Regions from separate parts of the Homo sapiens genome. Here all the other regions are linked to region 2. The links are chromatin contacts, found by Hi-C or POLR2A ChIA-PET in ENCODE. All regions are on one chromosome and are shown on one strand. The core of a region is the stretch at or near the end of the contact, and the rest is flanking DNA. Distances in the headings are between cores, read along the strand shown. Region 1 holds the start of LINC02043 (long intergenic non-protein coding RNA 2043). Region 2 holds the start of ETV5 (ETS variant transcription factor 5). Region 3 holds the start of ST6GAL1 (ST6 beta-galactoside alpha-2,6-sialyltransferase 1).

Region 1 (3,237 bases), core at 651-3,150, 720 kb after region 2:
CCTGCAAAATGAGAATTTTTTTGACTTAGGGGTGGGGTGTTCTCTAAGCTTTTTGCCTGATTCTAATTCTTCTGCTAGAAGCTGTGGGTTTACAGAGGTGAAAAAGATAGCCCTTCCACCAAACATATATTCTATTATATATATCTTATCTATATATATTATATATATTCTATTATATGTATCTTATCTATACATATTATATATTCTATTATATATATCTTATCTCTATATATTATATATATTCTATTTATCTTATCTCTATATATTATATATATTCTATTATATATCCCTTCCACCAAAAATATATTCTTTTATATTAATAAAATATAAACCCAGGGTCCAATGGAAAAGACTTAAGGGCAGACACAGAGTGGGATGTGGTTTGTGTTAGGAGAGGGCTGAAGGGACATCATGGCAGGCATTTGTGTGACCTCCCACAAAACACCCTCCTCCACTCTGACCTCACTTTGTTCTTCCTTCCCTTTGTCCTTATTATTTCCTTTCTGCTTCTCTTTCTTTTCTGTCTCCCTCTGCCCTGCCCTAGAACGGTGCCTTTCTAATTGTGGGTTATAACACATTATTAGTAGGTCATAAAATCAATTCAGTGGATGTGGACCAGCATTTTAAAAAGGGAATTAATAGAATATAAACTCCTTAAAAGGCGTCACTCATACTCAGGATAATACTGCTGTGTAAAATTTGTTTTAATATGTGTCAGCATGTGTACACTGTGTCAAGATGTAACACTTACATCCTATTTTAAGACCCTGCTGTAGACTAAACCAGGACCCCCATGGTGCTCCAGGCGTCCCCACCCTCACCTGTGGCACCAGGAGCTCCTGCTGTCACTGGCCCAGCTGGGTCCTGTGTCTTTCTCTGCGTTGTCAGGGCCTGCGCTGGCAGTCCACCTACAGGGAGGTGGAATCCGGGGCTTGACGGCACTGGGAGGATCCTTCATCTTTCCAGGCTCAAGCAAATCCTCGCCTGGAGGCGGGGAATGGGCTAGATGACCCCTGAAACAGTCCAGTCCAGCATCTGAGAGCTCCTCTGGGTCCAGCCCTGTGCCGCCTTTCCACGCTTCCCTGCAGGGCCCTGGGGAGAGCAGAGAAAGCAGCTGCCAGCTCCAGGCAGTCATTTTACCCCAGGTGCCACTTACCCTGCGGAGGGGCTGGAACCAGCTAATCATTTTACCCCAGGTGGCACTTACCCTGCGGAGTGGCTGGAGCTTCTCAGGTTTTTCAGTTCCTGTGTCACCTCCCAGCCCTGCCCACCACATGCTGTGGGTGTCTATGGCTGACGAACGCCCCTGAGCCAGGCCAACCCCCAGCCTCCCAGTGGGTGGCTCTGTGGTCCCTGGCAGCCCCGGCATCATCCGGAGCACAGAGGCCATGGACACTCAGGGGATGGTCAAGGTCGTAGCTCCCTCCGTTCTTCCGTTCCTCCCTCACAGAGCTTTCAGCAAGATAGATGGTCATTCTTCTGTCCTCACTGCTCCCGGCATAAGGGGACCCCAGGGCTGGATGACTTCCCTAAAGAGGAATCTCTCAGGGTTTCCTGCAGCCGCTCCCAAGTCCCGTCTGGAGGATGAAGGTGGCGGACACATCCCTGACGCAGTTTCTCCTCTGCCCTCCACCCCTCACCCATCCCACCTCCTGGACTAGGAACTCAACCAGGACTTGCTTCAACCTGAGAAGATGGTGTCCAGCCCCCTTGGAGCCTGCCAGCATCCGGCGGGATTTCAGAGGGGCCTCCAGGGAGGCGCTGCCCAGCTGCCCCCAGTGTTGCTCACACAGCCCCCACTGATCTGCTCTGGGGAGGCCACGGCCCCAGAACGCGGCTTGTGGGGGGCCTGGGGCAGCAGGCCGGGAGACGTCACTTGTCCGCTGCCTGCTCACCCAGATAACTGCAGCTCCCTCCACTGCCGCCTACAGCCCTCCCGCCATGCCTCTGCCCAGAAGGCCCTCCCTCTCCAGTCCTGTCCGCCCCTCAAGGCCTGCCCAAACCTCCCTGAATTCTCGCCTGAGCAGACACTTTCCTAGCACGGCTCCCGCCGCGTGGATTACTCAGCCGAGCCTCAGTCTGGGGCTGCCCTGTGCTGGGAGCTTTATGCAGATGCTCGGCTCCCTACCCTGGCTTGTGAGCCGTGTGGCGCAGAAACCGCATCTCACTCAGAGCGAGGGTAAAGAGCAGCAGGGCTGGAGAAGCCAGCTGCCCTGCCACAGGCCAAGAGGACTTGGCCAAGTGACCATTGCTGTCTGTTTCCCCAACTGTAAAGGGGGCTGAGACCCTTACAGGGTTGTGAGGCTTAAACTTTGACAAACGCCTACCATCCCACCAGGCACAGGGCAGTTGCTGAGTATTTGGCGGTGGCTGCTGTTCCCCACAGTGTCCAACACCTCCCGGGGATGTAACAGGTGCACCACGGGCAAGACTGATGGGTTTATCAGTTCACTGCGGAGAGAGGCAGGGATGGATGCACTTGCTTGTTCCTCTTATTTTCCCTTATGGGGAGCAGTGACACTTGGCAGAGGCTGCCAGGGAGATGGGAAATGGACATTAATTACGGGAAAGAAAAGGAGGCAAGAAGGGGAGGAGGGTGGGAAATAGACAGGGGAGGAAGAAGGGACGGAGGCATGGTTAGAAGACAGGCAAGCAAAAAAGACGACTGTTTTCTTGGACGAACAGGGAGGTAGGGCCATGAAAAGCATGTGGACGCTTCTTCTCAGTGAATTAAGGCATTTCAGCGCTGGAAAGAGCCTGAAAAAATCAGACTCCCTTCACAGCCCAGCGGAGTGCAGGCCCTGGGAGAGCAGGAGTTAGAGATGGGGAGGACCCCGCCTGCAACAGGCACTGCCTGCTACACCCTGCCATGGGCAGAGGGGCTGTCCTCCCACCCCAGAGAGGCCCCATCCTTTCCTTTCTTTCCCCAAGGCTGCTCCAGCAGGGAGTTTAGCTCCATGGACACCTTTGAAGGCTATGAAGGTGCAGAAGACATGGAAAAGGTGAGCAGCGCTCTGAACGTAATTTCTTTCTTTCTTGTTTATTTCATCTTCTTCCTCCTTCCTATTCATCAGCTCCTCCTGCCTACTGTCCCTCGCCTCCATCCCTCTCCCCCTCTTCAGGATTCTCACCCATAAGGACCTGGTTAAGCCAGGGAACCGAGGTCACTAGTCCTCAAAGTGGCTCTGACCCTGCTAGCCCGGCATGTCCCCACGTGGCTGTCTCCTTGGCGGTGCG
Region 2 (2,974 bases), core at 360-2,859:
ATGATGAAATACTTCACCCGGAAGAGCAAAAAAAATTCTAAAAAATTAAAAGAAATAAACTGCCATAAACGAACGGAAAAGAGGCATTCCAGGGTTAGAAAAATTGTATTCCAAGTATAATTTTTTTAAAAGCCTGAAGGAAAGGCTCGAGTTCATCCAGGAGTTTAAACCACTTCCTTTGCCCCCCCACCACCCGCGCCCCGGGCGCCCCCAGGAAAACTTTAGCACAGCGCAGCGGCGCGATCCAGGCCCCTCCCCTGTGGCGCGCAGCGGGCCCGGTTTTATGAATGGGAGAGCGAGCCGCGGCCGCCACATCAGGTAGAGGCTGTAACTGGATCTCTAGCGCTGGGCCCCATTCACAAAACAAGACACACTTCCACCCAATTCTCAGCCTTCCCCATTCATGAAAACTCCTTCAGCTGCGCCCCCGCCCCCATTTCCAACGCACGCCCAGCCTCCGACGCAGGCCCCTCACCCCAGCGTTTTAGGAAGAAAGCTCAATGCTTCATTCACAAAAAGGGAAGAAAAAAAAAAAAGCCGCAGGGAGCAGCGAGCCAACGAAAGAAACCCGCTTCATTCATAAAGTCACCCACATTCATAAAAACGAGGTGCGGCGCCCGGCGCTACCAACCGCTTCCAATCCCCCCACCCCCAACATCTCTCCCTGGCACCCCCTCGTCGACCAGGAGTTCGGTTCCCCCCCGAGTTTTCTCCACCCTCTGAAAATGCGGCCGGAACCCTAATCCGCTGCGAGGCTGCAGCATCTTTCGGTGCTGTCCCCTCCACACCCGTGTTATCCCCACCATCCCCAGGCCGCTGTTCCGGTGCGCCCCGATTTTCTCGAGTCGCCGCACAGCCGGACGCCCTCAGCCTGCTGGGTGGGAGCAGGGCGACTGGATGTCCACTTTCCACCACCTGAAACTTGCAAGGCCTGCGTAAGTTCCTGGTCGACCCCCGCCCCCGCAGGCTGCACTTGCCTGTGTCATTTACCCCCTCCCGGTGCTCTGGGGGGCAGCGCCTCTCAGACATTCCCCTCAAACTGCTTCCCGCCCCCTCCTCCCAACTGCGGAGCTCCGCCAAGCGTCTCTTCTCGCGAGCCTCCAAGTCCCCTCGGGGCTCTCGAATCTCCAGAGACTGTGAAAGCCTCGCAACTCCGCGATCCCCCATCCACTCGGGAGCCCCCGCACTCGCGCTCCGGGGCGCCTCCCCCACGACGTGTGGAAAGCCGCTCTCCCCGCGCTCCGGAACCGTTAGCCGCACCCGCCCGACGCCTCCCAGGAACCAAACCGGACCGGGCCGCGGGGGGAGGGGGCGGTCAACCCGGGGGGGGTCACCCCAGCTACTGCACCCCGACTTTGAAGATTCTGAATCAGCCCGTGAACTCTAGCCGGCTGGGCCTGTCGGACCAGTGGCCGGACGCCCCTTCCGATCTCCCCCCTGCCCCCGCAAAGCCCCCTCACCTGAGGCGGCCTCTCTCCTCCCCTTGCAGCGGCCCCGGCGGCGCAGGCGCGCTCACGCACGCGCGCAGCGGGCCTGGGCGCCTGGGCGAAAGGCTGGGCCGAACCGCTCCGAAGACGGTGAACCGCTCCGCGCACCAGCGGCTGGACTCTGCGCCGCAGCTGCCAACCAGGCTGGAGCGCTGGCCCGGCCCCCCGCGGCTCGCTGCTCCGCCCGCCGCCATTGGCCCGCGGCCCTAGCCCAGCCTTGTTCCCATTGGCCAGAGGCCGTTCCCGCGGCTGTCCATCACCTCTTGTTTACCCTGTCTGCGGGCAAATCCAACCAAGCCGCCCCATCAACTCCGGCCCCCATTGGCCAGCGGTGCATCTCTCTCCACCCCCTCAGGGGTCTGTTTTACATAATTTATGCACCGGGGGCCATTGGCCAATCAGCACAGGCTTGTTTATATAATGAATGTAAGGACGTTTTTCATTCATAAAAAACGCGACCTGAGGGGGAAGCTTAGCTGAGTCAGTGAAGCACTTAAAGGGGCCGAGGCCAGGAGGAGCCGCCGTTACTTCCCTTCTCGCCGCTCTCCCGACTTTTCACCGAGGCACGACTCTTCCCCCTTACCCACTCACCCCCACTTCTCCATCCAGCAAAGCCCCGACCAGAATTGGGTCTCTTGGCGCCAGACGTTCGCAGCTGCAGCACCAAGCAAAGTTATCATTTTAGAATTCAGGGGAGAGGAATTCGTCATTCCACACAAACTCGCTGACCGACCTGGGCGTTTAGCCCACAGAAACACAGAAAACGGAAACCGAGCCCTCTAATCTTAGTTACCTTTAAGAGAGGCCTTAATTTCTTTTAACCAGGTTTCCAGTGGGAAGAATAAGCAGCATCTCCTTTTAAAATCTCAGCTCTCAAACAGATTTTTGTTACTATTTTGTACTGGCAAGGCCTAAGACCCAACCAAATCCCGTTTTCTCTTTAACTGCGGCTCGTAACCTCCGCCAGAGTGGGTTCTGTAGTCGAGGTGAGACAGGGTTCGGGCTCAAAGAAATCCTCTCCGGGGACAGCAGCAGCCAGTCCACCGACCTGGAAACCTAAATCCCTCCGAAACGGGCATGCAGACTCAGACTTTTTGCCTCCCTCCCCGGGCTGCTTGTTTTCCATTTAAGTATTGAATGCAAGATGGTGTATTTGCGAATTAGATCCCGTGCAGCTGGGAACGACGAGAAGCGGCTCTGCTTGCCAAACGATAGGGCACTAACTGCAATTGCTGAGATTCTTAACAGGGTGTTCCAGGAAACAAATAAACAAACAATCCTCTCCCCTCTCCGCCCCCTTACCCCCTCCTGTGAAGGCCGTGGGGCGGCTCTATCTTCTCTCCGGGGATGCTGGGGGCCTGTGACGGAGCTCTGTTCTCGTCCTGCTGGAGTGCCCTGCCATTCACGCCGCGTGCCAGCGGTGGGGAGGAAAGATGCTAAGTGACAGGAGAGAGCCCCTAGCAATGGGGGTCCCACGGTGGCCAACT
Region 3 (3,406 bases), core at 702-3,201, 820 kb after region 2:
AATCATGGTGGAAGGTGAAGGGGAAGCAGGGCACATCTTACATGGCGGCAGGTGAGAGAGAGAATGCAGGGGAAATGCCAGACACTTATCAAACAACCAGATCCCGTGAGAGCTCCCTATCACAAAAACATCATGGGGGAAACCGCCCCCCACGATCCAATCACCTCCCAGGAGGTCCCTCCCCTGACACATGTGGATTACAATTCAAGATGAGATTTTTGGGTGGGGACACAGAGCCAAACCATGTCAGATCTCCAAATGGTAGCTATTATTTAGATGTCCTTTTCTTCTGTCTTGTTACAGTCACTGACACAGTTCAGGCTCTTATTATATCTCCATTGATGTCAGCTTCCAATCTAGTCTCTTGCATTCTCTGCTTCTGCCATCTATTTTCCAGTGTGGTGCCAGAGGAATCCTTGTAAAATACAAAGATGCATGTCATGCTACTGCACAGAATCTTTTAATAGCCTCCTTTTTTTTTTTCCCTTTTTCGAATAGGGCCTAAAATCTTCAATGTAGCATCCTTCCAGAAATAGTCTTCTGAACTTGGCTGCTTCTATTCATTCACGCATACATACATTTTACTGTCAGGAGCACCTTCTATATGCCAAACACTAAGCTACGTGTTTCACGTAGGTCATTTCACAGGATCCTGAAAACAACGCTTTCCTTAATATCTCCATTTTGCAGAAGAGGAAAGGGAGGCTCACAGGATGTGGAACTCACCCAAGAAGGCACAGCGAGTTGGTCATAAAGATTTGAATTCACTCTGGCTGGCACTCCCTTCAATTGGAGCTCTTTGTACTGAGCAAAAATGCCTCAGGGGCAGCAGGGAAGGGAATGACAGTATCAGCAGAAGGGAGCCAGGATCAGGACAGGGAGGAAGCAGTGTTTGGAAGAAGGGTGCTGGGGACAGGGTGCGGATGTAACTTCCCTTTCCAAGGTTGGTGATGTGGGGTAGGCACCTCATTTGGAGACAGAACTCTGGGCCTGGGCTTCAGGCACTTTAAGTGTGCACTGGACTTTGTGTTCCCAGAGGACCCCCAAACCTTCCAGTATCTCCTTCCTTTCCCCTTTCCCACCCAGCACACAGCCTGGTGCCTAGTGTGCACTCAGTAGACAACTGGGATATGACTATTGCCTCTGGTAGTCACATCCTCTCTTTGGGCTATGGGAGGCTGGACTGGAGGCCTTAAAGGCCCCTTCCGCCCTCCTGTTGGGCAGTTTTTCTTTCTTAGGGAAATCGCCTTGGGGCTATCGGGGATGGTCAGTACGCAGCTTGGTTAATCCTCTTTCCTTCCCCAGCAGCCCCACCGTCGTCCGGGTGAAAAGAAAGAACCTCGCTCCCTTCACCATCCAGGCTGAGGCTTCAGTCTTTCAGCCTGCAGCTTGGGGTGGAAGCCTCTGGGTGCAGGGGTTCGAGGACGCTCCTCTCCTTCTGTATTTGCCATTTGAGAGCGCCCAGTAGGAGTCATGCCTCAATGTTAGGAGGTTAATGCCAAACGCAGTGAAAGATTTTGTTCTTTCCTATTCTAGATAAGAGCAACACGAGTCTTCGGAGAGGTTAAGCGACTTCCTCAGGGTCTCGCAGTCAGCCGGTAGCAGAGACCGGGTGTACAGCACCCGCATGTTAGGACCAAAAGCCGGACACTGCTGGATTGACCCCTCGCGGCCAAGCGGGGAAGAGGCATTTAGGGGTCCTTGCGCAGCCGCGTGGCCCCTCCCACTCGGCCCTCGATCCACCCTCCTTGAGAGCAGGCAGGATTCTAGCATCACCCAGTGCCTTCATCAAGAGTCTTTAACCCCAAGCCCGCTCGCTAGCGACCTCCAGGCCGGTTTGGGGCGCGGTGTGGCCGGTGGCGAGAGGTGGAGTGGGGGCGGAGACCGACCCAGTCTTCGCAACTCTATTTGCATACGGAGGCGACTCGCTTCCTTCCCGCCCCTCCGCCGCGCTCTTCTTCCTTCCTTCTCCAGTCCCTTCCACTGTGCGTCTTCTGTCCCCCGTTCTTCCCCAGCGGACCCCTCTTTCGAGACTCCCTAGTGGGGTCCCCAGCTCCCGGGCGATCCTGCCCTTGCCGAGCGCGTTTTCTGGAGTCACCTGGGGGAGGGGAGTCCTGGGCAGGGCCGGGCTGGGGAAGACGCCTGGGGCACTGCCCGGCGTTAACAAAGGGAGCCGATACCGACCGGCGTGGGCGCGGAGCGGGCGGCCGCCACCGAGCGTGCTGAGCAACCGCAGCCTCCGCGGCCGAGAGTGCAGCGAGTGAGTAGGGGGTGCGGTGGGCGGCGGCGCGGCCCGGGCTATCCCGGGAGGAGTGTGATGCAAAGGGGCGCGGGAGGATAGCGGAGGCGCGGGGCCCGCGGCGCGCGTAGGGCGCAGGGAATCTCTCTCCAGCTCCGCCTCAGCTGCCTTGGCTCCGGGGCTGGCCGCCTTTTGGTTGGGGGTGTGTGCATTTTTGTCAGGGCCAAAGGGCCACCCTGGCTTCTCTCTGGCTCCGCGAGCCTGCGGATCCACAACAAACCCACGTGCGCACAGCCCCGGGGAACACGGATTTCTCCACGGCACCGTCAGTATGGGGTGGGGTGGCGTGGGGGCATTGCGCCTTGCAGAGTCTGGGTTTACGGATCGACAAATTGAGGCCCGCGGCAGCGGAGGGGGCACAGGCACCATAACAAACGCACGTGCGCCCTGCCCGGAGAGCTGGACGCACTGCATACCCTTAGGGGCCGCCCTGCGGTGCCGGGCCATTGTCTCAGCCTCGGGGGAGGGAGTGGCTCTAGAGGCGCCACTTGCTGGAAGAGGGCGAGAGAGACATTTAAAAGGTACCGCTTGGGCATCAGACTAAACTGCCAGACTTAAAAAGGGAAACCAAAACAAGAAAGCAGCTACAAAAAGGTTACTCCAGGCTGAGTCGGTCCCCGGCCGTGGCGCATTCTTTTGGGTGAAGTGGACCACCCCTCACCTTCACCTCCTGGAGGTCTCTTAGAGATGTGGGTTGGGTTAAGGGTCTAAGGGTGCCCCTCAAAAAAAGAGAGTGCTGGGTGCACTATTGTCCCCGCACTCCGGCGATTGCCTCTGTGGGGATATTTTGGTCGCCTCCTCAGCCTGCGGGAAGAATGTACGAGTCGCCCAGTGCGGTCTTGCTCTTTGCCTCTGAGGCCCGTGTCCGTGTGCCCAGACACCCCAGATGTCACTAGCCCCTTTTGGCTTGTTAATGCATTTTCGCAAGCAAGGCCAGCCGAGACCTCGTATTCTAGCTGGGGACGTACAATTTTCAGTTCTGAGTTTATTTGAAAGAAATTCCGAGGTCCGGAAAAAGAGAACTCTTGTTTGTTTTGCTTTTTCTTTGCTTACATATGCTCAGCTCAGCTTTGCAGATGTTAATCGGACACGATCTGCAGCGGGGAG

The links. Hi-C counts contacts between places; a loop is a spot of excess contacts on that map. ChIA-PET counts read pairs that join two places held with the same protein, here RNA polymerase II (POLR2A). Pooled maps may share reads with other maps.
Region 1: a map of CD8-positive, alpha-beta T cell shows a loop between it and region 2 (7-fold over the local background). The contact joins the promoter of LINC02043 here to the promoter of ETV5 in region 2. A Hi-C loop is called at or near these places in 4 of 168 maps with a recorded cell type or tissue (B cell, CD8-positive, alpha-beta T cell, naive thymus-derived CD4-positive, alpha-beta T cell and 1 more), 1 of 37 single-sample maps with no recorded cell type and 14 of 50 pooled maps. POLR2A ChIA-PET finds 5 or more read pairs at or near these places in 2 of 52 experiments (A673 and activated naive CD4-positive, alpha-beta T cell).
Region 3: a loop to region 2 is called in a map of natural killer cell, with 18 times the contacts of the local background. The contact joins the promoter of ST6GAL1 here to the promoter of ETV5 in region 2. A Hi-C loop is called at or near these places in 1 of 168 maps with a recorded cell type or tissue (natural killer cell), 3 of 37 single-sample maps with no recorded cell type and 11 of 50 pooled maps. POLR2A ChIA-PET finds 5 or more read pairs at or near these places in 1 of 52 experiments (activated CD4-positive, alpha-beta T cell).

What each region holds. Positions count from the first base shown.
Region 1 is chr3:186,823,621-186,826,857 of GRCh38, forward strand. LINC02043 (long intergenic non-protein coding RNA 2043) reads right to left here and starts at 1,901. Exons shown (of 4, transcript NR_125409.1): 1 at 1,687-1,901; 2 at 822-1,092; 3 at 1. It also overlaps the pseudogene MCF2L2P1.
Region 2 is chr3:186,107,480-186,110,453 of GRCh38, forward strand. ETV5 (ETS variant transcription factor 5) reads right to left here and starts at 1,610. Exons shown (of 13, transcript NM_004454.3): 1 at 1,461-1,610. RefSeq lists enhancers at 333-392, 1,151-2,129 and silencers at 1,163-1,262, 1,293-1,922.
Region 3 is chr3:186,928,575-186,931,980 of GRCh38, forward strand. ST6GAL1 (ST6 beta-galactoside alpha-2,6-sialyltransferase 1) reads left to right here and starts at 1,952. Exons shown (of 8, transcript NM_173216.2): 1 at 1,952-2,260. RefSeq lists an enhancer at 1,567-2,175 and silencers at 1,863-1,942, 2,183-2,372.